2 separate regions of the Homo sapiens genome follow, and region 2 is linked to region 1. A link is an interaction called in ENCODE POLR2A ChIA-PET data of the cell type or tissue named here. Cell type or tissue: A673. All regions are shown on one strand. Links, peaks and the distances in the headings refer to the core of each region. The heading gives the core; the rest is flanking DNA. Region 1 overlaps FZD4-DT (FZD4 divergent transcript). Region 2 overlaps PRSS23-AS1 (PRSS23 antisense RNA 1).

Region 1 (15,969 bases), core at 4,948-7,447:
CACCACAACTAGGTATAAACAATGAATAATGTGGGAACTAAGAATTCAAGGATGATGGCCTTCTTAAGGTTTGCTTTGAGTTCAAGGATTTAAAACTATAGATAGAGACAGGAGGCAGCCAAGCATCCCCAGTGAAACCCCACCTCCAAGCCTAAAAGTCTGAAGGCTGAAAAACCAGACTGATGGTCCCGGATGAAGCGTACCGTTTCCCGATTGATTCTCTCTGAATAATGCCCACCTGCGCACTGGGGGAGGTGAGTGGAGCCAGGGAAAGTTCCTGCCATTTGCAGGGGAAGGAGCCTGGCCTCTTCAGTTCCTGTGTGGTGACCTGGGAATCGGTCTATGAGGTGGGAGATCTGTTAGTAGGACTCTATCTCACTTTGCTCAGAGTTCCTTTTTCGTTTTTTCCTTTTCAGCCAATAAACCCTGCCCTACTCACACTACAATTGTGTCTGTGTGCCTAAATTTTCCTGGTCGTGTGACAAGAACCTGGTGTTTTTCTACAACACTATGTCCTCTTAATGTGACTTCATCCAGTCATAGGATGCATAAATAGCTGAAAAGGTATTACATCAATGGCCAGAAAGTAGGGGTTTCAGGAAAATTCTCCTTTAATGTGTGAGACTGGGCAAGCCATTTAACCTCTTTGTGTCTAATTTTCCTTACCTTTTAAATTGAGTTAATAGTATCTTGTCAAAGTAAAATAAAATGATAAGTGGCCGGCCAGGCGCGGTGGCTTATGCCTGTAATCCCAGCACTTTGGGAGGCCAAGGCGGGCAGATCACCTGAGGTCGGGAGTTTGAGACCAGCCTGACCAATATGGAGAAACCCCGTCTCTACTAGAAATACTAAATTAGCTGGGTGTGGTGGCACATGCCTGTAATCCCAGCTACTAGGGAGGGTGAGGCAGGAGAATCGCTTGAACCCAGGAGGCGGAGGTTGTGGAGAGCCGAGATCACGCCATTGTACTCCAACCTGGGCAACAAGAGCAAAACTCCATCTCAAAAAAAAAAAAAAAAAGATAAGTGGCCAAGTGTTTTTTAAGTATGCAAACTGAGTCAACCGTGTTACATGAAAAGGGTTTGGGAATCTGGGTTTAAATACCCATTCTGTGATTTACTACCTGTATAATTTTTATTTATTTATTTATTTTGAGACGGTCTTACTCTGTCGCCCAGGCTGGAGTGCGGTGGCAGCATCTCGGCTCACTGCAACTGCCTCCTCTGCAGGTTCAAGCGATTCTCCTGCCTCCGCCTCCCAAGTAACTGGGATTACAGACATGTGCCACCACATCCGGCTAATTTTTGTATTTTTAGTAGAGATGGGGTTTCACCATGTTGGCCAGGCTGGTCTCGAACTCCTGACCTCAAGTGATCCGTCCACCTCAGCCTCCCAAAGTGCTGAGATTACAGGCGTGAGCCACCGCGCCCCAGCGTATAATCTCGGACATGTTTCTTAACTTGTCAGTGCCTCATTTCCTGATCTCTAAATACTTCTCTAAAGCATTGTAAAGATTAAAATAATGTATGCAAATGACCCAGCTTATATATGGAGCTTTATAAATTCTACTGATTATGATAATGACTCTTTTTTTTTTTTTTTTTGAGACAGAGTCTCACTCTGTCGCCCAGGCTGGAGCACAGTAGCGCAGTCTCGGCTCACTGCAACCTCCGCCTCCCTGGTTCAAGCTATTCTCCTGCCTCAGCCTCCTGAGTAGCTGGGATGACTGGCGTGCATCACCACGCCCGGCTAATTTTTGTATTTTTAGTAGAGACGGGGTTTCATCATGTTGGTCAGGCTGATCTCGAACTCCTGACCTCATGATCTGCCTGCCTCGGCCTCCCAAAGTGCTGGGGTTACAGGCGTGAGCCACCGCACCCAGCCAATAATGACTCTTATAAGCAAGAAATACATATTAAGTGCTTGAAGTAATACTTAAGTTTGTGCGTGGTAAGTGCTAATTATTATCATCATTAATGTTTCTACCAGATATGAAAAACCATCTAGAGGCAAAATTCCTCTCACCTCTCAAAAATGATTGAATAAAACAGGAGTGAATCCACTGTATGCAAAGCAATCTGAGCTTCATTGGACCTGGAGCTTTTTCTACCACCTCTGGAAATCCTGTTTCACAACAGTTTTTTTTTATTATTATTATTCAAATGGGAACTGTGAAGGGAATAAAACCACTAATATTTAATGCATAGGCAAAACCCAAACTGAGGATAAGCTTTGGACATGATTCCTCAGCAATAACTCAATAGCAACCACAGCCCCACCAGAATAATGTTCTGCCAGGAACCTCAGGGCCAGGGTGGTGTCCTTCCACCAACTCACCACAAGAGATTGTACCAAAGCAGTGGAGTACCAAAGCAGTGGAGTACAAGGAGCCCACATTTTAAAAATTACAGGATGAAGAAGTGGAAGTCCAAAATACTCATAAGACAGAATGTATAATAATCTCATCATAACGTCCATAACTGCTAAAAGAGAACTAACTTTACTGGGATAGTTTATCCAGTAAAAACTTACGATAGGGTAACAAGATTGATATAAACTTGCTAGAAAGCTAATAAAATACGTAGATATTTATTTTTCTAACTCAAGGGTATAATGGTTACACCTAAATTTTTTTCTTCCCATTACATCTTTTTGGAGGCAGTTCTATTTTTCTGTTTAATGAGGCCCTGAAAATATAAATGAAAAGTGTAATATATAAAAATCAAGCAATAACTTCACATGTTATGTGAGGAATTTTATCCCCAAGAGCTAAAAATAATATAAATTCCCTATTATATATTATAAATATTTTAATCTTGAATTAAAAATAGAAACCCGAGTCTTATACAATATATATGTGATTATTAAAAATGTTCAAAAGACAAACATTGAATACAGACAATAAAATTACTGACCTAAAGTAATTTCTTACCTCAAATTCTGGCTGTTAGCCAACTTATGTGACATTTTGTTGACATAAGACATTGATTTAGTGTTAGGAAGGAGGACTTTCTGATGGTGATGTTTCACTGGCTTGGGCAAGGTATTTTGCAGGGAAATGAGTGGACTGATCAATAAATTATGATGCTAACTGAAATGGCTTATCAGCCTTTACCAAATTTCTTTCTTGGATCGAGGTGATGAAATGATTATGCAAGTCAATCTTGCTTTTCCCACCCTCCAAAGCCCTTAAATTAACATAAATGAAAATTTTAAAAAGATTTAGGGTTGACAGACTTAGCAAAAATTAAAACAATACTGGACACGCTCAGTTAAATTCGAATTCAGATAGACAACAGACAATTGTTTAGTATAAGTATGTCCCAAATGCACTATTTTGGACATGCTATATTTTATCTGGCAACCATAAAAACAATAAATTCATAACACTGTACCATCAGTGGATCATAATTATGTAGAATTTTGGGATTGGATTAGATTGAGTTTGTCCTGCAATTCTACTTTTAGGAATTTACGAAATGAAAAGATAATATTCATAAAAACATCTGTGTAAGAATGTTCACAGAAGCGTTACTTATAATAGTCAAAAATCTAGAAACAACCAAATGTTTATCAGCATTATTCTGGATAAACAATTTGCCTTTTTAACAAGTTCCGAGGTGCTGCTGATGCTGCTAGTTCAGGCACTATACTTAGAGAGCTACTGTTCTAGAGAGATCGATAGCTCAGAGTCAGGGTGACTACAAGTCAAAAGCAGAAGGGGGTCCTGAGACAAGTGTCAGGATAATTAATTACAGACCTGCATCCGGGAGCAGCAAAGCCAGTCATGTCCCGGATCCCCCATTACCACCACCACTGAGTAGCCAGCAGCCGCAGCAGCCCTGGACCCTGGGTTAAAACCCCAAGAGACTACCCCTCCAAATAATGTAAACTTCCTATTTGGAGGGATAATGTTGTATGGGGATAGAGAGCTGAGAAAGACAAATAGACACTTCCAAAATAGACCCAGGAGAAATAAAAACTATGTTATCTTTGCTTAGGAAAAAAATGTATTGAAGTCTTCCCATGCCAAAGTAAAACCCTACTTATTCTAGTAATGAGGTAGGGAAGGCAAAGGGTCTTCAGCCTGCTTGTCTGCCCCATGCCCATGCTCCCTAAAGTGACATCTTTTGATCAAGCCCCATCCACTTACACACAGCCACAGCCACACTTTCTTTTAGGGGAGAGACCTGTTGGGAAAAACAAGTCTGAGTAGCTGCAGAGGAAGCCCATGCCAGATACCTAAAATCCAAACAGACAACTAGCGATCACCAGACAGACATCAAGATTAAGAAGGAGAAAGGACAAACTGACCAGAGGAAGCAGAGATGTCTCAGAGAGCAGTGAACTTGCAAGAAATACTAATTTGTGTACTAGGAGATATTTGAGAGGCTATCATGTTCATAAAAATAGGAACAATCATAGCCTAAGACTGCCAAAGAAATGTAATAGAAACTAAACATGACTGAGGACAGTTTCTCTCCTGTTTTCTTTATAAATAATCATGGCAAGATGCAATAAAATATGGACAAAAACTGCTGAACAGAAAAAGATGTGGCCCTGCCAAAGTAGGGCTGTGGGCTGGCAGGTGGTGCAGCCATGGGATACCTCAAATTGCTCATTAAACTGCAAGTGTATGAAATTCCAGATTTGGTGTTGGAAAGGCATTTTAGGGGTGGCATGTGTAATGTGTGAAAATCGGGCTGTATAAAAGTTGACTGTGTGAAAGTTAAGAACCATCTGTGTCCACATTCCACTTGGCTTTCCCCAGAGCTTAGTAATATAAGTCTGTCAGCTTAGACTCAGGGTCACCATTACAATAACTCTATCTATATACCATTTCACTACTTATAGTTTACAGAACACTTTTACTAATTATTGTATTTAATCCTTATCTTGGAAGGTAGCTAATATATCCTTATTCTACCCTTGAGGGAATAGAGGCAGCCAGCGGTTTTTATCTAAAACCTTCCAGGAAATATAGAGACTGGTCAGAAAGGCACTTTTGCAGACTGCTTCCCAAAGAATGATCTGCAAATTGTTGATTCCATAAGACAATAGTTCTCAAACTTCAATGTGTGTCAGAATTGCTTCATAGCTTGTACACACACACACACACACACACACACACATTTCTGTCTCTCCTCCCTCCCCGGTTTCTGGATTCAGTAGGAGCCTGAGAATTTGCATTTTAACAAATTCCTAAGTGATGATGCTGCTGCTCCTGCTGATCTAGGATCAACATTTCATGAACCACCATCATAAGGTGCTCTCTGAAAAAAGAATTCCGTGGTTAAATTGAGGCATATTTGTCGTGTAATAGCATTAGCTCTGAAAGGGAAAGAGTAGGAAAAATGGAAATAGTTATACTAGAATAATAGGATTATGAATGATTTTTACTTGAAAAATCTCTTTACATACCATGAGTTTATCTTTTAAACTAAAATGGAGAGGGAGGATATAATATACTGAAAAATGACTAAAATAAAAGATAATGCACAAAACTTAACAAAAAGTTCTTACTGATCTGGGAAAATGTTTATGATGTACAATATGATCTAACCATAGATATTAAAATAAATCTGTCTTTTTCCATGAAAGAGAGAGAGAGAACGAAAAACTAGAAGGAACTGCTCCAAAATGTGTGCAGTGATTATCTTTGGACTTTTGGGGTTATGCATAGTTTTTAGTTTCTAGGAAAATACACCTGTATTTTTTTCTAAAAAGACGCTTAGAGTCTGTAGGAATTCCAGTTTTTAAGAGGAAAAGAAAGTTTCTGCTTTTTAAAGCCCACCTTTAAAATTCCACCCCCTTTGTTTAAGCAATCTCTCAAATAGAATTATACTTCTTGTAACATAATTTGTATAAAAGGCAATTTGTGGTGATTTACTAGTGCAAAAAAGGATTATACCATTAAATCAACTAGTGTCAAATTACCACATTTCATCACATATAGACTATAATTAAGGCAAGTCTAAACTAGACTAATCTTTTTTTTCCTGCTTCCCACAATAATCTAGTTTTGTCTACTTCTCTACTACTTTTTTTTTTTTTTTTTTCGAGACCGAGTCACAGCTTGTTGTCCAGGCGGAGTGCACGATCTTGGCTCACTGCAGCCTCCACCTCCCAGATTCAAGTGATTCTCCTGCCTCAGCCTCCCAAATAGCTGGGATTACAGGTGTGTGCCGTCATGCCCAGCTAATTTTTGTATTTTTAGTAGAGACAGGGTTTCACCACGTTGGCCAGGCTGGTCTCAAACTCCTGACCTCAAGTGATTGACCCGCTTGGGCCTCCCAAGGTTCAGGGATTACAGGTGTAAGTCATTGCACCCAGCCTTCCCTACTACTTTTATGATTTTGCCCAACTGTGTTTGAAAACTGCCTCAAAGTTACAGGCCAATCTCTGATATTTATACATAACAATGAATGTTTTGTGTATTTCAAAAAAAGAAAGTAAGTAAATCTGTATATGTTGTGGTTTGTTGATTGTAACAACTGCATGCTAGAATGGGTTTCCATGGCACAGGTTCATACTGTACAAGTTTCAATGTAAAGAAAATATTCTCCTTAGAGAACTAATGAATCAATAATTCAAACATTAGGTTAATTTTTAAAACATTTTCCAGACACACAATATAATTTTTTTGCAATAGGTAGCTTAAATCAGACTGAGGCTGATTAAAATGGCCCCAAACTGTTATTTCTATAATATGTTCATGAAAATACCCCTTCAAAAATTCAGTTAAGGCCAGGCATGGTGGCTCACGCCTGTAATCCCAACACTTTGGGAGGCCAAGGTGGGCGGATCACTTGAGGTCAAGAGTTTGAGACCAGCCTGGCTAACATGGTGAAACCCTATCTCTACTACAGATACAAAAATTAGCCAGGTGTGGTGGCATGTGCCTGTAATCCCAGTTCCTTGGGAGGCTGAGGCAGGAGAATTGCTTGAGCCTGGGAGGTAGAGGTTGCAGTGAGCTGAGATCACGCCACTGTACTCCAGCCTGGGCAACACAGCAAGACTCCATCTCGAAAAAAAAAAAATTCAGTTAATAATGTGTATGTTGGATATCTGTTAAGTGCCCAATTCTGTGAGATCTATGAAATGTTTCCTGCTATAAAAGAGTTTCTGTCTAAATTGGTAGAGATAAAATTTTTACACATGAAGCGATAAGAGACAAATGAAAGTACAGATGAATGGCTCAGGGAAGTTAGTCCACTAAACAAGGGAACAAGATCTAATAGGCATACTAGGAGGCATTTTAGAGGTTATTACATTCATAAAGCAAAAATAGGAACAATCATAGCCTAGGACTGCCAAAGAAATATAATAGAAACTAAACATGGCTGAGGACAGTTTCTCTCTTGTTTTTTTTATAAATAATCATGGCAAGGTGCAATAAAATATCCGCATCTTTCCAAATCATCTTTAAACCTCTTTAAACACTACTGTAGCTGATCAGTGATAGTTCAGAGTATTCCACAGTGTCGCAATTCTAGAAGGATTTTCAAGTTTACTAAATTCAAATGAATCCTTGCTCCAGGAAGTCTGCAGTAAGGAGGCATTTATTTTCTTCCTTTTTTATCCTACTGCTACCAGCCTTTAGTACATTTACCATTCCACGGCAAGCAAGTGAGGAAATAGACAAGCGAGAGTATTTCCTCTTAGGGACATATGGCAGCAAGGGTGCCCTTGGCTACAAGTAAAAGAAAAGCCCAACAGATGTAAATGAAGAGGAAATCTCATATCTCCCAAGATAAGAAGCACAAAGTGAGGGTGAGTTCTAGATGCATCAGGATTAGAAGCTTCTGTGAAGGAACCAGCTCTTTTCTTTATCTGTACCTATCTTTCTCCATCCTCAGGCTGGTAGCAGAATGGCTGTTGTTATTCCAAGAGGCCCTCCCGGACTATATCCCAGTGTGTATAGTCCAGTGAAACGACGGGAAAACTATGACCATGAAGCAAATCTGGAGCACCACCTGATTTTTTAAAGTAGATTTTACTGAAACACATCCATGTGCATTTCCTTTCATATCGTTTGTGGCTGCTTTCACATTACAGCAGCAGATCTGAATAGCTGCAACAGAGAATTTGAATAATTCTCACAAAGCCAGGCCAAGACAAAGAGACAGCCAATCACTGCTGCTCATTGTTCACATTATCCTTTCCTATTTCTAATGGCCCGCCTATCTGTCCGTCCACCAATTTACATGAAGAGAAAATATTCTTCTTAGAGAACTAATGAATCAATAGTTCAAACATTAGGTGAATTTTAAAAACATTTTCCAGACACACAATATAATTTTTTTTTGCAATAGGTAGCTTAAATCTTACTGAGGCTAATTAAAGTGGCCCCCAAATGGTTATTTCTATAATATGTTCATGAAAATATCCCTTCAAAAATTCAGTTTATTATGTATATGTTGGCATATACATTAGTATATAAGTATATATTAGTATATAAGTAGTAGGGAAGTAGACGAAGCTAGATTATTGTGGGAAGCAGGAAAAAAAGATTAGCTTAGACTTGCCATAATTATAGCCTATATGTGATGAAATGTGGTAATTTGACAGTAGTTGATTTAATGGTATAATCCTTTTTTGCATTAGTAAGTACATATACATACATACATTTATCTTCACGCCTGAAGTCAGTCTTAGGCAGGCATGAGAAACCATGGCAAGCAACCCAGAAAGGGAATGCAGAAGGAGACTTTCATTAGTAGTTACTAGAGAGAGTGTGTTATCTCCAATTTGCTTGACGATCACCTCTGATCTTTTCATACTCAGGCTCCTGCTAAACTAGAATTATTTCTATTCCTTCCCTTTCCTAGTCTTTCTGAGGTCTTAGAAACTTAAAATCAGGCCAGGTGTGGTGGCTCACACCTGTAATCCCAACACTTTGGGAGGCCAAGGCAGGCGGATTACAAGGTCAGGAGTTCGAGACCAGCCTGGCCAACGTGGTGAAACCCCGTCTCTACTAAAAATACAAAAATTAGCTGGGCATGGTGGCGCAGGCCTGTAATCCCAGCTACTTGGGAGGCTGAGGCAGGAGAATCGCTTGAACGCAGGAGGCGAAGTTTGCAGTGAGCCGAGATCAGGCCACTGCATTCCAGCTTGGGCAACAGAGCAAGACTCTGTCTCGGAAAAAAAAAAAAAAATAGCCAGGTGGGGTGCCATGCGCCTGTAATCCCAGCTACTTGGGAGGCTGAGGCAGGAGAACCCCTTGAACCTGTGAGGCAGAGGTTACAGTGAGCCGAGATCATGCCACTGCACTCTAGGTGGGCCACAGTGTGACACTCTGACTCAAAATAATAATAATAATAATAAAATAAATAAATAAACTTAAAATTAGAGTGAAACTAGAGATAACCCTTAAAAAATATTCCAGCTGAGGGACTTACTCTTTGTTTTTTTCTTTTTAGATGGAGTCTCGCTCTGTTGCCAGGCTGGAGTGCAGTGGTGCACTCTCGCCTCACTGCATCCTCCACCTCCCGGGTTCAAGCAATTCTCCTGCCTCAGTGTCCCAAGTAGCTGGGACTACAGGCACCACCATGCCCAGCTAATTTTTGTAGTTTTAGCAGAGACAGGGTTTCACCACGTTGTCCAGGATGGTCTCAATCTCTTGACCTTGTGATCCATGAGCCTCCCAAAGTGCTGGGATTGCAGGTATCAGCCACTGCGCCCGGCCCAGCTGGGGGACTTATTCTTAAAAGGAGCTTGTGCAAAATGTTAATACTCACCATAACGGGAATGATAGCAATTTTCTGTGAAATGAGATGTGAAGAGAACCATCATTTATTGAGGATCTGCTATATGCCACATGATTTGTATATTAACTTCAGTGAATATTCACAATAAGCCTGTGATATATTAAAATTATTTGGTGATAGATCTGGCTGGAAAATGCAGAAAATCTGACTGCAGTGGATTAAAATTTATGGGAGTAGTCCACTAGGTGGTGCTGATATTGATGCAGCTTCTCAGTGACGACATTGAAAAACTAATCTCTGTCTGCATTACTATCCTTAGCAAGTTAACATTTAGCTTTGTTCATGTCTCATAATTGCAAGATGGCTACAGTAGCTCCAGATATCACATCCACATTAGAGGCAGAATTGAGAGAGGCCAGGCACGGTGGCCCATGCTTGTAATACCAGCACTTTGGGAGGCTTAGATGGGTGGATCACATGAGGCCAGGAGTTTGAGACCAGCCTGGCCAACATGGCAAAACTGTCTCTACTAAAAATACAAAAATTAGCCAGGTGTGGCTGGGTGCGGTGGCTCACGCCTGTAATCCCAGCATTTTGGGAGGCCGAGGCGGGCGGATCATGAGTTTAGGTGATCAAGACCATCCTGGCCAACATGGTGAAACCTCGTCTCCACTAAAAATACAAAAATTAGCTAGGCGTGGTGGTGGGCGCCTGTAATCCCAGCTACTCGAGAGGCTGAGGCAAGAGAATGACTTGAACCCAGGAGGCGGAGGTTGCAGTGAGCCAAGATCGCGCCAGTGCACTCCAGCCTGGTGACAGAGCAAGGCCCTGTCTCAGGAAAAAAAAAAAAAAAAAATTAGCCAGGTGTGCCAGGCGCGGTGGCTCACGCCTGTAATCCCATAACTTTGGGAGGCCCACCTCCCAAAGACCATGCTGGCTCACATGGTGAAACCCCGTCTCTACTAAAAATACAAAAAAATTAGCCAGGCGAGGTGGTGGGCGCCTGTAGTCCCAGCTACTCTGGAGGCTGAGGCAGGAGAATGGCATGAACCCGGGAGGCGGAGCTTGCAGTGAGCCGAGATTACACCACTGCACTCCAGCTTGGTCGACAGAGCGAGACTCCGTCTCAAAAAAAAAAAAAAAATTAGAGAGGTGTGGCTGGGTTCAGTGGCTCATGCCTGTAATCCCAGCACTTTGGGAGGCCGAGATGGGTGGATCACGAGGTCAGGAGTTCGAGACCAGCCTGGCCAACATAGTGAAATCCTGTCTCTACTATAAATACCAAAATTAGCTGGGCGTGGTGGCGGGCGCCTGTAGTCCCAGCTACTCAGGAGGCTGAGGCAGGAGAATCGCTTGAACCTGGGAGGCGAAAGTTGAAGTGAGCGGAGACCATGCTACTGCATTCCCGCCTGGCCAACAGAGCGAGACTGTGTCTCGAAAAAAAAAAAAAAAATTACCTAGGGGTGATGGTGTACATTTGTAATCCCAGCTACTTGGGAGGCTGAGGCACGAGAATTGCCTGAGGCACGAGAATTGCCTGAGGCACAAGAATTGCTTGTACCCAGGAGGCGGAGGTTGCAGTGAGCTGAGATCGCACCACTGCACTCCAGCCTAGGCGACACAGTAAGGCTGTCTAAAAAAAAAAAAAAAAAAAAAAGGGTAGAATTGAGGGAAAAGGATAAGGCCACACATAGCCTTCCTTTGGTTAGCAAAGAAAAATTTTCCCAGAAACCCCATCATCAGACTTCTACTTAGGTATTATTGACAACAAATGTTTCACATAGATACCCTTAGTTACAAAGGAGTCAGAGAAAGTAAGGGATAGGATTGTCAGGGTTGTGTTAGATTAGGGGTGGGCAAACAATAACCAAGTCTGGACCACTGCCTGTTTTTGTAAATAAAGTTTTCTTGCACCATATCTATACCCATGCATTTACATATTGTCTATGGTTGTATTCACACTACAATGGCAGAGTTGTGACAGAAACTGAATGGCCTGCGAAGTTTAAAATAGTTACTATTTGGCCCTTTTCAGGAAAATTTGCTGACCCCTGCCTTAAACCACTTGTGAGCCATCATCTAGGCTAGGCACTTCCCTCCCCCAAACAAAACTGGGAGAGCTTCTGATAAGAAGGGGACATTGTCACTGAGTAGGTCACTGACATTATCTGCCACATATAGCTGTTGTTACCTGTTTCAGATGAGGAGGATCAGAAAAGTTAAGTAACTTGCCCAAGGACACAAGTTGAATGAGGGCAGTCCTAATTTCAAGTTTTGATTCAAAGCTGACTTCATGTCCTTTTAACCATATCATAGTTTTGTGAGTTTTCTCATCTGTGAAGGAGCCGTAAGACAGCCACCTTTTATTCAATGCAGCCCTTAAATGAGTTGTACAAAAGGACAGAAAGCTAATGAATCTATCTAAATAGGTTCACAGTACAATTATTTATTTTTAAACTGCATTTCAGTGTTTGCTTTGTGGAGTCAAACTCTGTAAAATATTTGAAGAGATTTATTTTGAGCCAAATATGAGTGATGATGGCCCATGACACAGGCCTCAGGAGGTCCTGAAAACATGTGCCCAAGGTTGTTGGGGGGAGCAGCTTGGTTTTACACATTTTAGGGAGGCATGAGACATCAATCAAATACATTTAAGAAATACATTGATTTGGTTCAGAAAGGTGAGACAACTCAAAGCACGTTGGGTGGGGGGTGGGGGTGGGAATGGAGGTGGGGGGACTTCCAGGCTATAGGTAAATTTAAACATTTCTGGTTGACAATTGGTTGAGTTTACCTAAAGACCTGGGATCGTAGAAAGAAAATGTTCAGGTTAAAAATAAAAGATTGTGGAGACCAAGGTTCTTTTAAGTCTTATAGTGGCTGCCCTGAGAGACAATAGACAAATGTTTCCTATTCAGATCTTCAAAAGGTGCTAGACTTTTAGTTAATCTCTAGGATTGGGAGAACCTGGAAGAAAATGATCTAGCTATGTTAACAGAGATTCTCTACAGATGCAAATTTTCCCCACAGAGGACAGCTTTGCAGGAACAATTCAAGATATGGCAAAGAAACATGTTCTGGGGTAAAATATATTTATTTTCCTCCTTGTCTCATAATGTTATGCCAGATTCAGGTTGGAAAGCAAGTCACGCTATATAGGGTTAAATAAAACCCATCTGATGAGAATTTATGATTTCTAGGGCATGACTCCCCAGACTCCTTAGATAGGAATTGGGGCAAGATTAAAAAATCAAAGTTTAGTCCTCAGTTTCCCATTTGGTTCTCTTTCCCTTACATATAAACGCAGGCTATAATAACCTGAGCTACTTTAGAAAAGTTTATTTTTATTTATTTATTTATTTATTTATTTTTGAGACGGAGTCTTGCTCTTTCACCCAGGCTGGAGTGCAATGGTATGATCTCCGCTCACTGCAATCTCCGCCTCCCGGGTTCAAGCTACTCTGCTGCCTCAGCCTCCCGAGTAACTGGGCCTACAGGCACATGCTACCATGGCTGGCTAAGTTTTTGTATTTTTAGTAGAGACAGGGTGTCACCATGTTGGCAAGGCTGGTCTCCAACTCCTGACCTTGTGATCCACCCACCTCGGCCTCCCAAAGTGCTGGGATTACAGGTGTGAGCCACCATGCCCCGCCTAGAATAGGCTTTTTACAAATTATTTTTTGGGGCCGGGCATAGTGGCTCACGCCTGTAATTCCAGCACTTTGGGAGGCCGAAGTGGGTGGATCACATGAGGCTGTGAGTTCAAGACCAGCCTGACCATAATGGAGAAACCCCATCTCTACTAAAAAAATACAAAATTAGCCGGGCGTGGTGGCTCATGCCTGTAATCCCAGCTACTTAGGAGGCTGAGGCAGGAGAATTGCTTGAACCTGGGAGGTGGAGGTTGTAGTGAGCTGGGATTGCTCCATTGCACTCCAGCCTGGGCAACAAGAGCGAAACTCCGTCTCAAAAAAAAAAAAATTATTTTTCTCCCCAGCACTTCGCATATACCTAACACACAATAAGGACTCAAGAAAAGTTTGTTATACTCCATACTCCACTATTGTCTCATGTAAAGTAAATATATAACATTCATAATTTCATGTGTTATCTTCCCAATGAGGCTGTGAATTACATCTATGGATACCCACTCTGCACTTAACATATGCAAAATGAATAAGTGACAACCCCAACCCTCACCATTGGCTCCTTAGAACTGAAAATAATGGCAGTTGCAGTGTTTAAGGGCAACATGAATGGGCCACCTTTGGCCCGCCTGGTCAGTCTCATCTGTGTGTGATGGCAGCAGCATTTCTATGGAGCTCAGGCCTCAACATTGGGCTGTCTCTGTCCCTTTATTTACTCTGCAACCTTGAAACAGCAGCACAGGTGGTAAGAGAGCTAAGAACAGCATGATCAAGACAAAGGAAAAGGGCAAAATTTTGAGAGGAAGAAGAGGAAAGCTTTAGAATATTCATTTTTTTCTTTTTCCTCTCTCCATTCTCCATAACTCAATCAAGGGGATCTGGAAGAAACCACTTCCTGTCTTCCTGCCTTCCATTTCAAGTTTCTGAAGCTTCTTCAAATTTGTTCTCTCTCTCTCTCTCGCCTGCAGGTCATAGCCGTGCCTGGGAGAACCTTCTCTTCAACTCTGCCGCACCACTGTCAAGCTCACCTTTCTTCTAAGGTTTTATTTTAGAGTTAACATCCTCCAAAAAGCCTTCCTCAGGAGTTGAAGGTGCCCCTAATATCACAGCCATGGCATCCTGTACACTGGACCTTATTGTCTGTCTGCCTGTTGTACCTTGTATGAGTCTATAAGCAAAACCTATAAGAAGCCACATCTGGCTATTCTATGTACTCAAAAAATAATTGGCAAGTGAAAGAATGAGGAAAAGGAGAAAAAATTCAGAAGGCCCCTACCCCTTCCAATGGGTCAAGTCAGGAATTTCCTACCTGCATGTGATTCCCTGTGTCCTAGAGGGTTTTATTTACTCCTCAGACCTTGGAAACTGTTAACCAGAGTCTCTGTTTGGAGATCTTATCTGTGTGCTTCTCCATGGGTGTTGTTTCCCTGTCTCTGCAGCCATGCATTCCTCAGCTCTTTAAGTGGTGGAGCCTGTCTGCCTGGATAGAGTGCAAAAGCTACAGTGTAATCTTGCTTTCTTTCAGGGCCACTGACCAGAGGAAATAAAAACTGGACTGATTGGGCTCTCCTGATGTAGACCAGCCAGTGGCCCTCTAAGTTTCCTTCTATGTTTAAAATTCCTTATCTGACATTGCTAGCTGATCAGCAGGCCCACAGGTCAGCTGAGGGCTTATCTCCAGGGCTGGAGCTTCAAAGAGATACATGCACACGACTCCCCTGGGTCAGATGGGCTGTGTCACAGTGAGTTGGGGATAATTTGGGATCAGTCAACATAACACACATAACACAACCCATTAATTTTTTTTTTCAAAAAGCGAAGTTTATTTTACTTTTTCCCATTATGAAAGTCATCAATGCTCATTATAGAAAATTTGGCAAATAACAAAAAGTGGAAAGAAAAAAATTCCTTAATAATTTAGTATATTTGATATATTCATCCTTAATCCTTAATCTTTTACTATGTTATATCTTTAATAGTTGTGATGATATACTTTTTGTAATAAATATATATTTGTGTTGTGGCTTTTTTAAAATTTAAAAACATAACAAATATTTCCCCAAATTTCTATATTGTTTGGGTAAACAATTTTAATAGCTGCATAATTGTTTATATATAGCATAGTTTATTTAACTGTTTACTCGCTGTTAAGTATTTAGGTAGTTTTCAATATTTTTCTTTCTTTTTTTTTTTTTTTTGTGATGGAGTCTTGCTCTGTTGCCCAGGCTGGAGTGCAGTGGCACAGTCTGAGCTCACTGCAACCTCTGCCTCCCCAGGTTTAAGCAATTCTGCCTCAGCCTCCCGAGTAGGTGGAATTACACGTGCCTGCCACCATGCCTGGCTAATTTTTTGTATTTTTAGTAGAGATAGGGTTTCACCATGTTGGCCAGACTGGTATCGAACTCCTGACCTCAGGTAATCCACCCACCTTGGCCTCCCAAAGTGCTGGGATTACAGGCATGAGCCACTGCAACTGGCCAGCCCCATCTTCTTTTGTGCTGGCCTTACAAAGCTTTATAGCATGGTAAGAGGCAGTGGTATAGTGGTTAAGAGAAAGAAATATAGCATCAGACACACTTAAGTTTGTGTGCGTCTCAGCTTTGCTATTTGTC
Region 2 (15,969 bases), core at 7,746-10,245, 92 kb before region 1:
GCTCAACTCCTTCCACTGTTCCACCCCCAGCTCCTCAATTGCCAAGCCTGTTTTCTGTAATCAGACTGAGCCTGTGAGACATTTACAGCCGGCTCTCCACCACTGGACTGAAGCAGAACAGCGAGGTAATTATCTGAATAATTCAGGTAATGGCAGTTTATTTTCCCTAAATTACCTGGATAATTACCTCAAGCCTAATAAGATGGAGAGAAGCCAGAGCCACATTCTGATGGTTTTATTGCCCCCTCAGTAATGCTTTCTTGTTTAAAGGTCCTGACTTAAAGAAATCATTTGTTGGAGCTTGTGTCTTCCTTATTTGCCACAGGGTATTCCATAAATCATCTGGGAAAGGTACCAGTGTGTAATTATCCAACTCCTGTGCCTGTTGAAAGCTCCTCCAGGCTGAGGAGCACAGCTATCCTGGATTCCTGATGTGTTCTCTGAGTTTTGGGGAGTCATTAGCTCAGGTAATGAGGTGACAAAGAGGAAATCTTTTGGGTGTTAGATTTTTGTTTCTCCTTTTCTTTTTGTGTTCTTTCCCACATTTCTTAAACTAAATAACCAAACATTTCGCACTACGTCTGCTATGGTTTTCCTGTGTCCCCATCCAAAATCTCATCTTGAATTGTAATCCCCATAATCCCCACGTTACAAGGGACCAGGTGGAGGTAATTGAATCATGGGGGCAGTTTCCCCCATGCTGTTCTTGTGCTAGTGAGTGAGTTCTCACGAGATCTGATGGTTTTCTAAGTGTTTGGTAGTTCCTCCTGCGTTCATTCTCCTTCCTGCTGCCTTGTGAATAAGGTGCGCTTCCCCTTCACCTTCCACCATGACTGGAAGTTTCCTGAGGCCTCCCCAGCCATGCCAAACTGTGAGTTAATTAAACCTTTTTCCTTTATAAATGACCTAGTCTCAAGCAGTTCTTTATAGCAGTGTGAAAACAGACTGATACAACATCCTATTTTCCTGTGCTGAACTTGATCTGTAAAATAGAGCACCTTGTCCAAGAGACAAGACCCGGGCTTTCACATCAAGCCTCATAGCCAGAAACTGGGGAACCCAAAGCCAACTAATGGGACAGGAGCTTCCTTGTTCTGCTGCTATCACTATTTGCCTTGTTAAAATGACCAAATGTCTCACAGGAAGAGGTGTCTATCTCTTTCCGAAAGAGAATTCCTCCTCTGGGACACTTGGTCATCTCTCTGTAGCCTTACTTCATTGTCACTCCCTCTCTTTTCTCTCTCTGCCATCTTTGCTGTGCACTGGCTCCTTCCAGATAGGATTAAGTCTTCTCCATCCCTGTAAGTAGAAAGTGAAGAATTGAATGAGATTGGGCGGGAGCTGGCCATGGCTGAGAGTTGATGGAATGACAATATTAGGAGATGGAAAGAAGAAAATAGAGGCCAGAAAATGCAGCCAAGTCAGATACACCAGATCAATGCAGCGATATGGAAGCAAAGGGAGATGAAGTTCCAAATACACATGATATGATGGAAAACCATGTGTTTGGAATTGAATACTGGCTGCTCAGCTCTCTAGCTGTGTGATAATCTTTAAAACTGACATATTATTAAAACCCACCTCCTAAGGCTTTATAAGATTGAATTATTTGTTGCATGTAAAATTACTTGAATAAATTTTATACTTATTAATTATTAATATTATTATTGCCAAAAAGGGAAATGTAGCCAGCTTTGTTAAATGCTTCCTGGAATCAGAGTGAAAAAGGTACTAGGGGTCTTCTAGTCCTATGTTTGAAAGTTTTGAGACCTCTTCTCATAATAAGAAAAACAATTCACACCGTGATCAAGAATTTACATATATATATGTAGTGGGTTGAATATTGTCCCCCAAAATTTATGTCTACACTGACCCTTGGAATGTGGCCTTATCTGGAAATAGGGTCTTTGCAGATATAATTTAGGTAAAGATCAAGATAAGATCACAATGGGTTAGAGTGGGGCCTAAATCCAATGGCTGTGTCCTTAGACAGAAAAGGGCACAGAGAGAAGATGCTGTGAAGATGAAAACAGAGATTGCAGTTATGCTAACACCAGCCAGGGAATGCCAGGCTAATTCACTAATTCACTAGAAGTTAGAAGAGTCTAGAAAGCATTCTCCCCTAGAGCTTTCAAAGAGAGCTTAGTCCTGCCACACCTTGATTTCAGACTTCTGGCCTCCAGAAGTATGAGAGAATAAACTTCTAATGTTCTAAGCCACCCAGTTTGTGGTAATGTGTTATGGCAGCCCTAGTAAACTAATACATATAAGTATCTGAATCCAAAGCTTCGCAAATTATACTTACTGTGTGTTATGCACTATGATAAATCCTATTAATGCTGGCTGTAAACCACTAAATTGATTTCCGACCCACTTATTTGTTGTGACTCATGATTGGGAGAAACATTGTTCTGCTATGTCTCTCATTAAGGATGAATGATGACTGAGAAAAAAATCTTTGGATTTGGTTTAAGAGTCAACGCTGGTCCTCATGGAAATAATTAAGGTAGGATGGCAGGAGCTATCTACTTAGCACAGAGATGTGATCATTATAGATAGGTAGATAGAAATAGATGGATAGATATAGATATATACATGCATTGTATATTTTGTGCCCAAAATAGCAGTGGCTTAAATAAAAGTATATTCTTCTTGTTAAAAATTTTTTTTAAATAAAGGTAAATTATTTACTCTCATACAAATATAAAATGAATACACGTCAAAGATTTTAACTCATTAACTAATGAAGGAACCAGTAAGATATTACTATCAGCTCAAAGGAGAATTTAAAGTACCCCACTTATAGAGGTCAATCAGGAATACTGAAGTGAATTTACAAATAGATGTAAAACTGGCTTTTTCCAAGGGGCAGAAATAGAGTGGGAGTAAAGGGGGGAATCAATTCACTGGACAGAATTTGTCTTCCGTTTTTGTTTGTTTGTTTTTGTTTTTGTTTTTGAGATGGAATCTCACTCTGTCGCCCAGGCTGGAGTGCAGTGGCACAATCTTGGCTCACTGCAACCTCCGCCTCCTGGATTCAAGCAATTCTCCTGCCTCAGCGTCCCAAGTAGCTGGGATTACAGACATGTGCCACCACGCCTGGCTAATTTTTGTATTTTTGAGATGAGGTTTCACCATGTTGTCCAAGCTGGTCTCAAACTCCTGACCTCAAGTGATCTGCCCGCCTTGGCCTCTCAAAGTGCTGAGATTACAGGCATGAGCCACTGTGCCCAGCCAGAATTTGTTTGCATATGGAAAAGAAATCATCTTTGCCCTGCTAGCAGTTCTCTACAACTTACAGAGTTGTAAAATATTTCAAAGACAATGAATGTTAGAGGTAACCTGGCTGGGTAAGCTACTCAGGGCACCCAAGAATCTTTTTGTTGCCCATTTCAAGACCCTTTGCAATTTTTCCTGGCACTCTCTTATATAATCACATGAGAGTAAGTATTCTAGAACTCCCATGGCAGCTCCCAGTGTCAAGGGACCAGTGCCTTCCATCTTATTGCTTCTCCATTTCTAGGGTGACACCTTCATGTCTGGCAATGTAGGGAAGGAGAGGTAGTAGGAACAGGAAGGGAAAATCAAGCTGAAGAAAGGACTAACCTTTACCGGTCGTTGTCTTTATCTTCAAAGCTCACAGTGCAGATGCCATCCCCTCTATGCAGCCTTGCCTAATCACCATAGCTAAAATCTCTTTCTCCCCTAAACTCTCATGTCCCTTGATGTATGCCCTTCTTCCTTATCACTATTTGTGTATATGTCTTATCTCTTCTGTAGGCTCTAAGGTATCTCATTTATGTTTTTAATGCTCATAGCTTCTAGTACACTGCCCTGCCCAAAGGTGACATTTTATTCAGTTATTACCTTCCTCTCTATTGAGCTGTCTTCAGGACAAAGCCAAAGAAAGGATCTAGTATTTTTCCTCCCCTTTCAATAACACAGAGAGTTACCAGTACTCTTTCTTTGATGACATTACAGTGAGACTTCAGATCATGAGTTTGAGAATTCTGGCTTTTAAGTCCTATTCCATTTTGATATACAGTAACATATAAAGATTTAATCAAATATAAGGATTTAATCAAATAATTAAACATCTATTCTACCCAGGACAGTATGGCATATTAGAAAGTGAGACAAATTTTGAATACCACAGACCAAGGTACAGATCCTGGTCCTGCTACTCACTGACATATGTGAACTTCTGTGAGTCACTTAACTTCTCTGGGCTTCTGCTTTCACCTTCACTAAATGAGGATAATAAATCCAGCTTGCAAGGTTATGATGACATATGAGCCTATTGTATACACAATGTCTATCATAAATTCAGTGGCATTCATTAATATTAGAATACTAAACTGAGAATATCTGGATTTTTTACTGTATTTATCCTTTATTTTATCCTTTTTTTTTTTTTTTTTTTTTTGAGATAGGGTCTCACTCTTGCCCAGGCTGGAGTACAGTGATGTGATCTTGGCTCACTGCAGCCTTGACCTCTTGGGCTCAAGTGATCCTCCCACCTCAGCCTCCTAAGTAGCTGGGACCACAAGCACATACTACCATGCCCAGCTAATTTTTATATTTTCTATAGAGATGGGGTTTCACCATGTTGCCCAGGCTGCTCTCGAACTCCTGGGCTCAAGTGATCGGCCCACTTTGGCTGCCCAAAGTGCCGGGACTACAGGTGTGAACCACCGTGCCTGGCCTGTATTCACCTTTTTTAACCAGGTGTTTTGCACTATTGTGTAGCCACAGCTATAATTAGCAGAAGGTAAGTCAAATTCATGTCAATTACGGCCAGATATGAAGATGAATTAACAAATGCATCTGATCAGTCCATCCAAAATTTCAGTCAAATTATCAGGAAGTATATAATTTGTATAACACAACTAACTGTTCATCTTTCTGTGAAGTGTACTCACTTCACAGTGGGGACAGGCTTATGGCAGTAGCTGTACAACTTTGAAAATCTGCCTTTGTCTCTTATTTATTTTGAAATGGGGGTCTTTTTAAACTCCTTAAAACTTGAAGTAAGTCTCAGAGACCCCAACTAAAACTACCAATTAAGTTTGCACAGGAAATTTTATTTTCCAAATGTAATTACAGGGCAGATATTTCAGGATGTATATATGTGATAGTATTTTAATAATTTGTTGAGCCTTAAGGTACAGTATCAAATACTGCTCATTCCTACCAGTTTGGAGGGGAGGGGTGGAAAAGATAGGGAAGCAGAATGGAATGACTTATTCAACTTTCCAATTCTTTAATATAGCATTGACCTTTGTAAAAAAAAAAAAACACACATATACACATGCACATAAACAAGGACTCCCATTTACCTTATTTTCCATTTTAAATTATAGTACCCAGTCATTCGTCTTTGTCACGATCCACCAAATAGTTTTGTAAGAACGTGTTTCATACAAGCTCTCTTTCAGCATCAGCCAGGAAGGTTAAGGTTTAGATCCTGCATGATAGAAACCCTTTTTGTAATTCTCCCCCAAACATCTGTTCAGTCACTCATCATTAACATCTGTCACCCATTTCTGGGCTCAACCCAGACAAAGCTATGTTTTTCTGTTTATCTAACGAACTCCATTTCAAATTGTTACCAAGTGATTCCTACTCAGACTAATCTTACACAAGGATTGAGAAGATGTCTTCTTGGATCAAATTCATCTTCCACTAATGCAGCGTCTACCCTGAAGCCTTGGCAAAAGCCCAATGGCTCAGAGGAAGGGAAATTCTTCATAACATGCTAACACTTTCCTGCCTGGAAATGTTACATTGAAAACTTCTAATTCTCTTTAACTTTCCAGGGTTAACAAAACGCCATCCTATACATCTTATACATATGTATATCTTTAACTTCAGCCCATCATTTACCCTATACAAGCCCCAGCAGGGCCGCTTTGCAAACCAGCTGAAATAAGAACATAAGAAATGATTTTTTAAATACATGGCCCAATTATTTGCATAAAATGGCTAATAAATATTGGTTCATTTGGAAAGGCAATGCAATGTTTAAAAATATGTAGAGAGACCTGAATTGAGATCTTGGAAAATCACCTCTAAGTCAGGTAACCTTGGATACTTTAGTTAATGGCCCTGGGCCCTCATCTACTTAAAGGAAAAATGGATTCCTTATAGAATTAAAGAGTTAAAAGAACTGTTGCACATAAAGTGCTTTTTTTATTTTAAATTTCTTAGACAGAGACAGGGCCTCACTATATTGCCCAGGCTGGTCTGAAACTCCTGGCCTCAAGCAATCCTCCCAACTTGGCCTACTCTCAACGTGCTGGAATTACAGGAGTGAGCCACCATGCCTGGCCAACATAAAGTACTTGACACAGTGCCTGGCACATAGTAAACAACTCAGTTTATAGTAACTCTTTATTTATTTACTTATTTAATTGAGATACAAAGTCTTGCTCTGTCACTCAGGTTGGAGTGCAGTGGCATAATCATATCTCACTGCAGCCTCAAACTACTGGGCTCAAGTAATCCTCCTGCCTCAGCCTCCTGAGTGGCTAGAATTATAAGCATGCACCCCTGGCTAGTTTTTTTTTGTTTGTTTGTTATAAATACTGGGTCTTGCTGTTGCCCAGGCTAGTTTCAAACTCCTGGCCTCAAGTGATCCTCCTGCCCTGGGCTTTGGTTGCTGGGATTATGGTGTGAGCCACCACACCTGACCAGTTTATGGTAACTCTTGCCATCATCATCTTCAAAGAAGAAAAAGAGCAGAATGGTTTTACCTTGCTCTTTGCGCTCAGCATCTCCTTTTTCTTATTTCTGTTTAACCAGTATTTATTGAGAGCCTCTTATGGGCTAAAAACTGTGCCAAATAACATGAAAGAGGCAAATTCCTTGTCCTCAAGGAGCTCTCCCTGGAGAAGATAGATAGATCTAGACTCTACTTCGAATCAGATGCTAGTAAGTGCTCTCATTTTAAAAGTAACATTCCCCACAGATTACTTGAGGATGTTTTAACACCAAATCTCTGATTTTCTTATTAGAAATCTTTAATTGGAGGCTCATCTTACACAGTAAGTTTAGGAATTTAAACCCCAGGGCAGATATTTCATTTCGATGAGAACCTAATGGTTATAATCTAGGTCAGTGTTTATAATGTCAATAGTGCAGTGAGGAGGAGAAGGGTTTTCACCTCTATTTCCATGGATTTTAGAAACAATCATAGTGAAGAAGGCCCCTAAAACTGAACCAGATGGGACAAGTGAATTATTATAACTTATTTATTTCCTTCAATAAATATAGTATAAAAAGTATTTCAGAAAGCTCCCATAACCCATTAGAGTCTATTTGATATATAAGGATGCTAAATATTAATGTTGATATTTTTTGTTGAGGATCAGAATGCCAAGGACTCATTTTCTGTTGAATGTAGTCAATAAGGAAGGAGTCTCTTTGAGAATTCCATTATGACCATAGCTATTTGTCACTTTCCTCATTGTCTGGGGAAAGGACAAATGAAGCGGAGCACCTTTCAGAGCTACAGTTCTCTGCTGTTGTTCCTTCATGGGTCCCTGTCCTTGGGACATATGTCTTGTGAATAAAATATGTGTCACACTGAAGATGTGATAAGTGTGCTGAGACCACACAAAGAAACTGACTCCATCAGCAGAGGGTGATGGGGTGAGCAGAGGCTTTCCAGGCAGAGGGAATTGCATGCGGTGTGCATATCTCTTCTCTGAACCTTCATTTCCTGGCCTCTACATGGAGAAAACAAGGCACACCTCTCTGGGTGCCCAGAAGCACTTACATATATTGTCTGGTAGTCATGGGCACTCATCTATGTTAATTTGTTTGTGGCACAGAGTTACTGGACTAGGTAGTGATCAGAAACCAAGCCCAGGTATTCTGAGCACTAGGTCATGCAGGTTCCAGGGCATCACTCTACTTCCAGGCACACCCAGAAGACAAAGTGTATGTGCAAGTCTCAGCTGACCTGCCACCATGTTCATAGGGTAAAGTTGGGAAGTATTTGTCCCACAACCTTCAAACCCCACCTGCTTCAACAAACCCTGGCCTGGCCAGCATGCATTCCTGTGCTGATCCCTTCCCCAACCCCACACCCCACTCATGGTGCACTGCTAGGGGAGAATCAAGCTAAGTCTTCACAAGTCAAGAAAAAAATACTACCCTGGCCAGGCGTGGCTTCTCACACCTGTAATACCAGAACTTTGGGAGGCTGAAGGGGGCAGATTGCATAAGCTAAGGAGTTTGAGACCAGCCTGGGCAATATGGCAAAACCCCATCTCTACAAAACATACAAAAATTAGCCAGGTATGGCAGCTCGCACCTGTAGTCCCAGCTACTTGGGGGGCAGAGGCGAGAGGATCACCTGAGACTGGGAGGTTGAGGCAGCAGTGAGTTGAGATCATGCTACTGTACTCCAGCCTGGGCAACAAAGTGAGACCCCGTTTCTTTTTTTTTTTTTTGAGACAGAGTCTCGCTCTGTCACCCAGGCTGGCGTGCAGTGGCACGATCTTGGCTCACTGCAAGCTCTGCCTCCCAGGTTCACACCATTCTCTTGCCTAAGCCTCCCAAGTAGCTGGGACTACAGATGCCCGCCACCATGCCTGGCTAATTTTTTTCTATTTTTCAGTAGAGACAGGGTTTCACCATGTTAGCCAGGATGGTCTCGATCGCCTGACCTCGTGATCCACCTGCCTCGGCCTCCCAAAGTGCTGGGATTACAGGCATGAGCCACCAAGTCCGGCCGCGAGACCCCATTTCTTAAAAAAAAAAAAAATACTACCCCAAGGGAGGCCTCAGCCATGAAGTAAATTGGGAAGAGAAACACATAAGTGACAAGTGACACTGAAAAGGCTAGATTTTTAAAAGATGTTTTTAGTTGTCTTTAAAAAAAAAAATCCAAAGGCAAATCTGATAACCAAAGAACGCATGGTCTATGATGGAGGGAAGTAGGAAATTGAGTTAGATGAGGGAAGGAGCTGACTAAATGCCTCTTTGAAAATAGAGATGTTTCTGAGTCAATGGACCTGAAGGACATGTTTCCTGAGATACTTAATGCCAAATGTGTTCTTTTCACTTAAGACTGGTATCTTGTTCTCTAAGTTGTTGAGATCTTCAATACTTGATTTATTATTTCCTCCTCAATGCTTTCCTCTCCTCTAATTGTAGACACTTTGCACTTGGTTTCAAGGTCTGTAAACTGCATTCTGCCTCCCAGGCGGGACATTTGGTACAGGGAGGCAGGAGGAGGAAGCGGCTTGCATGTGCCCGTATGCTCAGGCTCTGTGCCCACCTTGCAATATGCATTTGATGACTCAGGCTGTGTACTGCTTTTCTTAAATGCATATCTGATCCATTCTGCACACAGAATTCAGAGATATTTTGTAATGTAAGCAGATCATACTACTTTTCTGCTTGCCACCTGCCTGTGACTTCCCACTGTACTCAGAATGAAATCCACATTCTTTACCAGGTGCTACAGGGCCCTGCATGGTCTGGCTCTGAGCCACCTCACCACGCTCATTTTGTGCCACTCTTCCCCACCATGACTATGTCACACCTGTGTTTGCCTCTGACAGTATATAGGCGGCATCCTCTTCTTTTCAGCTCAGAGTCTACACATATGCTGCTCCCTCTCCCTGGAATCTCTTTCTCAGACTCTGCCTGGCTAGTACCCACTCCTTCAAATTTCAGCATTATTATCTCTCTCTCTTTTTTTTTTTTTTTTTTTTTGAGACGGAGTCTCGCTCTGTCGCCCAGGCTGGAGTGCAGTGATGCGATCTCGGCTCACTGCAACCTCTGCCTCCCAGGTTCAAGCGATTCTCCTGCCTCAACCTCCCAAGTAGCTAGGACTACAGGCACCCACCACCACACCTAGCTAACTTTTGTATTTTTAGTAGAGATGGGGTTTCACCATGTTGGCCAGGCTGGTCTCGAACTCCTAACCTCAGGTGGTCCGCCCACCTCAGCCTCCCAAAGTGCTGGGATTACAGGCATGAGCAACCATACCCGGCTTATCATCTCTTTCTTAAAGAGGTCTTCCCTGTCTCCCAATCCAAATTAGGCCCACCACTATTGTACATTCATAACAGCCTAGTCTTTTCCTTATTAACACTTTGTTATTTGTGAGGTTATTTGCCAAATGTCTGACACCCTACACCTGATGGAGAGTAAACCTCATGGGGACATTGACCAATATGCACCTATTTTATCTACATTATATACCAAGAACCGAAAACAGCTCTTGTCCCAGCAGAGGGCATGATAAATGTTTAGAGAATAAATGAATGGCTGGCTTGAACAAAACTACCATCTTTTCTATTCCTGCTGTCGGAACTGAAAGAGTAGAGGTGGCCTGTATACCTCATCTCATAACAGAATACCAAATTATTAAAAGTGCCTGAAACCAAATTGAATTACAGTCAAAATGGTAGGTTGACTGTCTTCTGCTTCTAGCCAAGGAGATGCTAAGAAGGGAGGTCACTGGTCTAAAAAGTTATAAAGGACTTTGAGGAAAAGAAGGTGCATTTATCAAAACCAGAAAGCCTCTAATTCAAAGTCTCTTGAGAGGGCCGATCACCTACATATATAGTCATACAGTCATTCACATAAATGCCAAAATGTCAGAATTTAAAGCTGGCATTTGGAAGGGAATTAGCTGTACCTCCAGAGAAACCCGGACCCTACAGACCTTGCTCACATAGTATAGTATTTTCCAGCGTTATCCTGAGAAGCCCAGCTGTTCCCATAACTAAAGACAATTTCCAGTCATTCCTTTGGTTTTCCACTAATTATACATTATTATCATAATGGCATGTCAAGCCATGGTCATTTATGAAAACCAGGGTACTTCTGGGGGAAAATAGATAAAAAGGAAACTCATGTCTCTGTCTCTACTGAACCAGGCATGGGTGATCCTTCAAGGTAGAAACTGGGTGTTGCTCATCTTTGCTTACCTGGAGCCTAGAATGGTGCTGAGCACAGAGTAGATTGTCAATTCATGTCTACTGAATGTCTACATAGATGATGGATAGATGGGAGTGTGTCTAAGCAATTTGTGGAGTTTTCTTTCACTGAAATAAAGTTGACCCTTAGAATATTCATTTAGGAAGATTATGTACTTATAAACTGAGCCACCTGTGCTCAGAAACTATAGGGACATTCTCTACAACCCCTCCCCTAAAACCTTATCTATTTGCTCCCAATTTCTACTGCTCTATTTAGACTCAGCATGTCTTCTGACCTTTGGCAATATCTCCCAGCTGGAGTCTTCTCTATCCTTGGACTAGGCATTGGTACTTAATTTTTTTCTTTCTTAAGACCTGTTATTCAGCTTATCTCATTCTTATCTTTGGATGACCTAGATAAGGGTCCTCACCCAAGCTTCGGCCACTTCAGGTGTACCTGGCTTTCTGTCAGACCAAGACTTCTGAAACAGATTTTAAAGAGAGATGCCCTAGAAATTGGATAATTGGTGAGCTGCCACCAGATAACAGCTAACAGGCATGATATCATACATCTAGCTATCAAACTACTTCCAGATGTGGATAACTGAGGAGAAAAGATTAGTGTACATGATGCTACTACCTATGTTTTTTCTAGAAAGACAGTTTAAAAAAATCCAAAGCAAGATGTAAACAACATGATATCAAGACACAGACTGGTGCTTACTTTTTCTGCTCTCTGCTAATTCCACACTGCTTCATTCAGCTACTTTATGTTTTCAAGCCTGAATTGAAAATGTCTTCCCTTCTTCCCAAGGATCAAAGATGAATATAATCGTAGTTAAGATCTTGGATTGTGGACTCTGGAAGGCCAGTGTGGAAATTCTGAGTCTACCACTAAGTAGCATGGGCAAGCTATCTAACCTCTTCAGGCCTTAGTGTTCTCTCCAAAATATGAAAAATAACAGCACAGAGGGAAATTGCTCACTGGAATGTCCAGGACCTTACCTGTCCTGGATGAATGATATTTCCAACACTTAGATATCTTCAAAAGAACTTTTCCTGCTACCATTTGATCCAGGTCTTGCATCTTCTGGATATATTTCTTCCTTCTTTCCTTCCTACCTTTCTTTTTTCTTTCCCCTCCCCACTGCCCTGTGTTTATCTGTATGTTCTTACCTACTACATGGATTAAGGGATGGATGTCTAGTGTCAATTTCCACAATCACAGTTAAAAGGTATAAAAAATATGATATCCAGCAAAATATAAACAAACAATAATCATCCCAGCTTCTGTTTTACAAGCTACAGGTCACAAGGTCACTGCAATCATGCATAATGGTTCATACCCCACTAGCGATGTATGGGCTGAGCCTCTGGCATGCCCACTGGTCATTTACAACCCAGCCCTATACAGTACCACAACACCAAGTTGTTCCTTAAGTATTGTAATTTTTAACATACAATCTTTTTTTTTTTTTTTTTTTGAGACGGAGTCTCGCTCTGTTGCCCAGGCTCGAGTGCAGTGGTGTGATCTCGGCTCACTGCAACCTCCACCTCCTGGGTTCATGCCATTCTCCTGCCTCAGCCTCCTGAGTAGCTGGGACTACAGGTGCCCACCACCACTCCTGGCTAATTTTTTTGTATTTTTAGTAGAGTTGGGGTTTCACTGTGTTAGCCAGGATGGTCTTGATCTCCTGACCTCATGATCCACCTGCCTCGGCCTCCCAAAGTGCTGGGATTACAGACATGAGCCACCACTCCCGGACTACATATAATCTTTTAAAATCTTTTTGAACAATTAAAATGCTTACTTCCAGACCCCTGGGTAAGTGACTTATTTATTCTACCTCCCTCATGATCTTGAAGTGAGGATTAAGATAGATAAAGTGTGTAAACCACCTGGTGTATGACCTGGCATAGGCAGGGTAAGCAATAATTTAGAATGTGCTGAAATAGGGCTGCTTGAATTGATAGCTTTTGCTTCTGAAGGCTTTTTCTAATAGCTTCAGAGAAAAATAAATCTAAAACCTTCTCACTATGGCTGGAATGAGGTAAATCAGGGATAGCATATAGGTCTGAACATGCACACTCACTCTACAAACAGTCACCTGGAGTACAAATAAAGCTGCAGAAAAGACTTCTGTGCTCACTTAGCACTGGCCACTGTGGACCCAGGTTGAAGGAATGACAACATGGGTGCTGTGTATTTGCTGTCCTTGCTGTTGTGATAAGCACATAGGGCTGCCAGTTAGAAAACCTGGATTTTAGTCCTGCCCCACCTAGACACATCACCTCCAGCAAATCACCCAAGTCGAGACTGATTTCCTCATCTGCTTCCGTCCCCATCTTGCATGTTGTATCCTAGTAATCATGAACTGCTTGTGGTTCTAGCAGTTTAGTCCCTTGGCTTTCCTTTGCCTGGAGTACCCATCTTATCCTTCTAACTCCCACAAGTCTTACCCTTCAGCTTCTAGCTCAAGCAGTGCCTTTCCCAGGAAGCCTTTCTCAACTCCCAGGTGGTGCTATGTACCCCAACTCTAAATACCCGCCCACCTGAGCATTATTCCTCTATTCTATGGGCTAGCAAACTTTTTCTATAAATGTTCAATAGTCAATACTTTAGGCTCTGTAGGCCGGATAGCCTCTGTCACAACTATTACACTAAACTCTGCCATTGTAGCACAAAAGCATCTGTGGACAACATATAAATAAATGAGTAAAGCTGTGTCCCAGTAAAACTTTACCACTGGGCCAGATATGGTGGCTCATGCCTGTAATCCCAGAATCTTGGGAGTCTGAGGCAGGAGGATTGCTTGAGGCCAAAAGTTTAAGACTAGCCTGAGCAACATATTGAGATCCATTTCCACCAAAAAAAAAAAAAAAGTTTTAATTAGCAGGGCCTGGTGGTGCATGCCTGTAGTCCCAGCTACTTGGGAGGCTGAGATGGGAAGATCCTTTGAGCCTGAGTGTTAGAGGCTGCAGTGAGCTATGGTTATACCACTGTACTTCAGTCTGGGGGACAGAGTTAGACCCTGTCTCAAAACAGCAACAAAACAAAAACAAAAAAACCCATTTATTTTCAAAAACAGATGTTGGGCTTGATCTACCCTATCAGGTAACATGTCATACCGAAATGATCCATGTGCATATCTTTCTCTTTCACTAGACTGTGCGCTAAAGGCAGAGATAGGCCTTCCTTCTCTTTGTACCTCTAATATTCAGCACATAGTGGCTATTCAATAACTGAAGTAACAATGCTGGAAAATTGGAATAATAATCTCTTTCTGGCTATTCCACAGGGCTATGGGTTTTAAGCATGATAAAGCATGTGAAAGCCCAGGACAGTGATAAGGCACCATTCAAACGTATGGTGCTCTTCCTACGGCACATCATTGATACTCTTGCTCTAGCCTCTTCAGGAGGTGGAGAGTCATATATGAATCTGTTATTTCCCGCCACAAGCAGACACAAAATAAAATGCCAGCTAAAAACCTCACTCCTTTCAGATTCAACTTCTAAGAAATGAATCATTAGGTCATATGCTGAGTTGAAGCATATTAAACCATCCAGAAGTCCTGAAGCTACCCTGAAAGGCATAAAAAGTCTCACAATGTCTGCCTCCCTTTCTTTAAGGTTTTCTTTAACAAATACCTTCACACTTTTCCAGAAGGTGTCAATATTTACATCTGCTGAGTTTGCTGTCAAGCTTAATAGAAGGCAGGAATAGACGTCTGAGTCCCCAAGGTGTGGACACAGAACTCAGAGAAGTCCCACTCATCTGGGGTTTCTGCTCACTATGCAATGCTGCTCTTACCTGAAAACATGACCCCTTTGCACCAACCCGCTGTGACCAACACAACGGTGAAAATTCTGTACAGATGTGAACAAATGGAGTGAACAAAGAAGGTGAGGATGAAAGATGAGATCTCCTGATCTTGCTGGTGCCCTAGGCCCATCCCCACTGATGACATTCATTCACTCATTCACTCATTCATTCATTCATTCAACAATTATCTTGAGAGCCTACTCCAAGCCAAATTGTGCTGAGAATTCATTGCCTTTGTAGAGAGAACAAGGCACCACAGGGATTTCTCAGGCGCACTATTGCCTTGCAGGAAGGGCCAGGGCCTGGCGGGGCCGGGGGGCGGGGGCAAGAGGAAAGCTAATACCTCTAATATTGTCTGCCAGTCAGAAGGCCACACCGGGATTGGAAAGGGAAGGGTTCCCGGGCCTTCTCCACCCTTGTGCCCAGGAAACCAAACCTCGCAGCTATTGTTTTCATCGAAACCCTAAGCCATGGGCTCGGCTGCGGCCTCTCAAAGGCCCCCACCAGCGCCACCCTCAGCTCTTCGCCCAGGATCCCCCTGAGGCTGCGCCCTCCGCCTGGTACTCGCTTTCGCCCAGCTGCCCGCCCCTGCGCCACCCCGGCGCACCTTAGGGGCTGGAGGCTGGCTCGGCGAGGTTGTAGCTGGGACCGCGAGGTTGCCCCCCATCTAATCAGCCCCGCAGTGCCTCGCCAACTCCGGAAGATTTCAAGGAGTTGTGCCTGATAGTTTGCCACGAATCTCCAAATGCTGAACTACCAGTTTCCTCCATACCCTGCATTTCCCAGAGGTAGAGCTGAGGTCCAGGGACAGCACTGCTGCCCAAAATAACACTGCTGGTTAGTGGCACAATGAGGCCCAAACCCAAGGTCCTCTATCACTAGCACTAATGACAACAAAAGCAATGTCTATTTAGGGAGCGCTTGCCATATGCTAGGCCCTGTGAACATTTTAGGTACGTTATTTCATTCATTCTTCTCAGCCACAACCAGAGATGGCATTTGTATCTCTGTACAAATTAAGGCACCGAGAAATTAAACAGTGCCTGAACAGCAATAAGCAGTAAGTAGCAGGGAGAGGTTTCCATCCATTTTACCCGGTGATAGATTCCGGCTGATGTCAGGGAACTCATTCTCTGTCGTGTGCATACCTGGCTGTTAACAAACTTTGGTATACTTTAAGATGCTTAAAAGGAATGAGCT

What was found. ChIA-PET counts read pairs that join two places held together with the same protein. Peaks named below come from ENCODE experiments on the same cell type or tissue, not always from the same donor. Only the 100,000 strongest peaks of a DNase experiment are listed, where the experiment ranks them.
Region 2: POLR2A ChIA-PET joins it to region 1 with 6 read pairs; 2 of 35 experiments call an interaction of 5 or more read pairs at or near these places.

What each region holds. Positions count from the first base shown.
Region 1 is chr11:86,985,551-87,001,519 of GRCh38, forward strand. FZD4-DT (FZD4 divergent transcript) reads left to right here. Exons shown (of 3, transcript NR_038905.1): 3 at 14,326-15,400. Among named protein-coding and RNA genes, the nearest start is that of FZD4-DT, 38 kb to the left of the region's middle. In A673, for the core only: no CTCF peak of the experiment used is centred there; DNase peaks (open chromatin) are centred at 5,201 and 5,961; H3K4me3 peaks cover 1,054 bases; H3K27ac peaks cover 2,500 bases.
Region 2 is chr11:86,891,074-86,907,042 of GRCh38, forward strand. It overlaps PRSS23-AS1 (PRSS23 antisense RNA 1), which reads right to left. Exons shown (of 4, transcript NR_187135.1): 3 at 5,340-5,467. It also overlaps a transcript of PRSS23 not described here. Among named protein-coding and RNA genes, the nearest start is that of PRSS23-AS1, 39 kb to the right of the region's middle. RefSeq lists a silencer at 5,420-5,620. In A673, for the core only: no CTCF peak of the experiment used is centred there; a DNase peak (open chromatin) is centred at 9,058.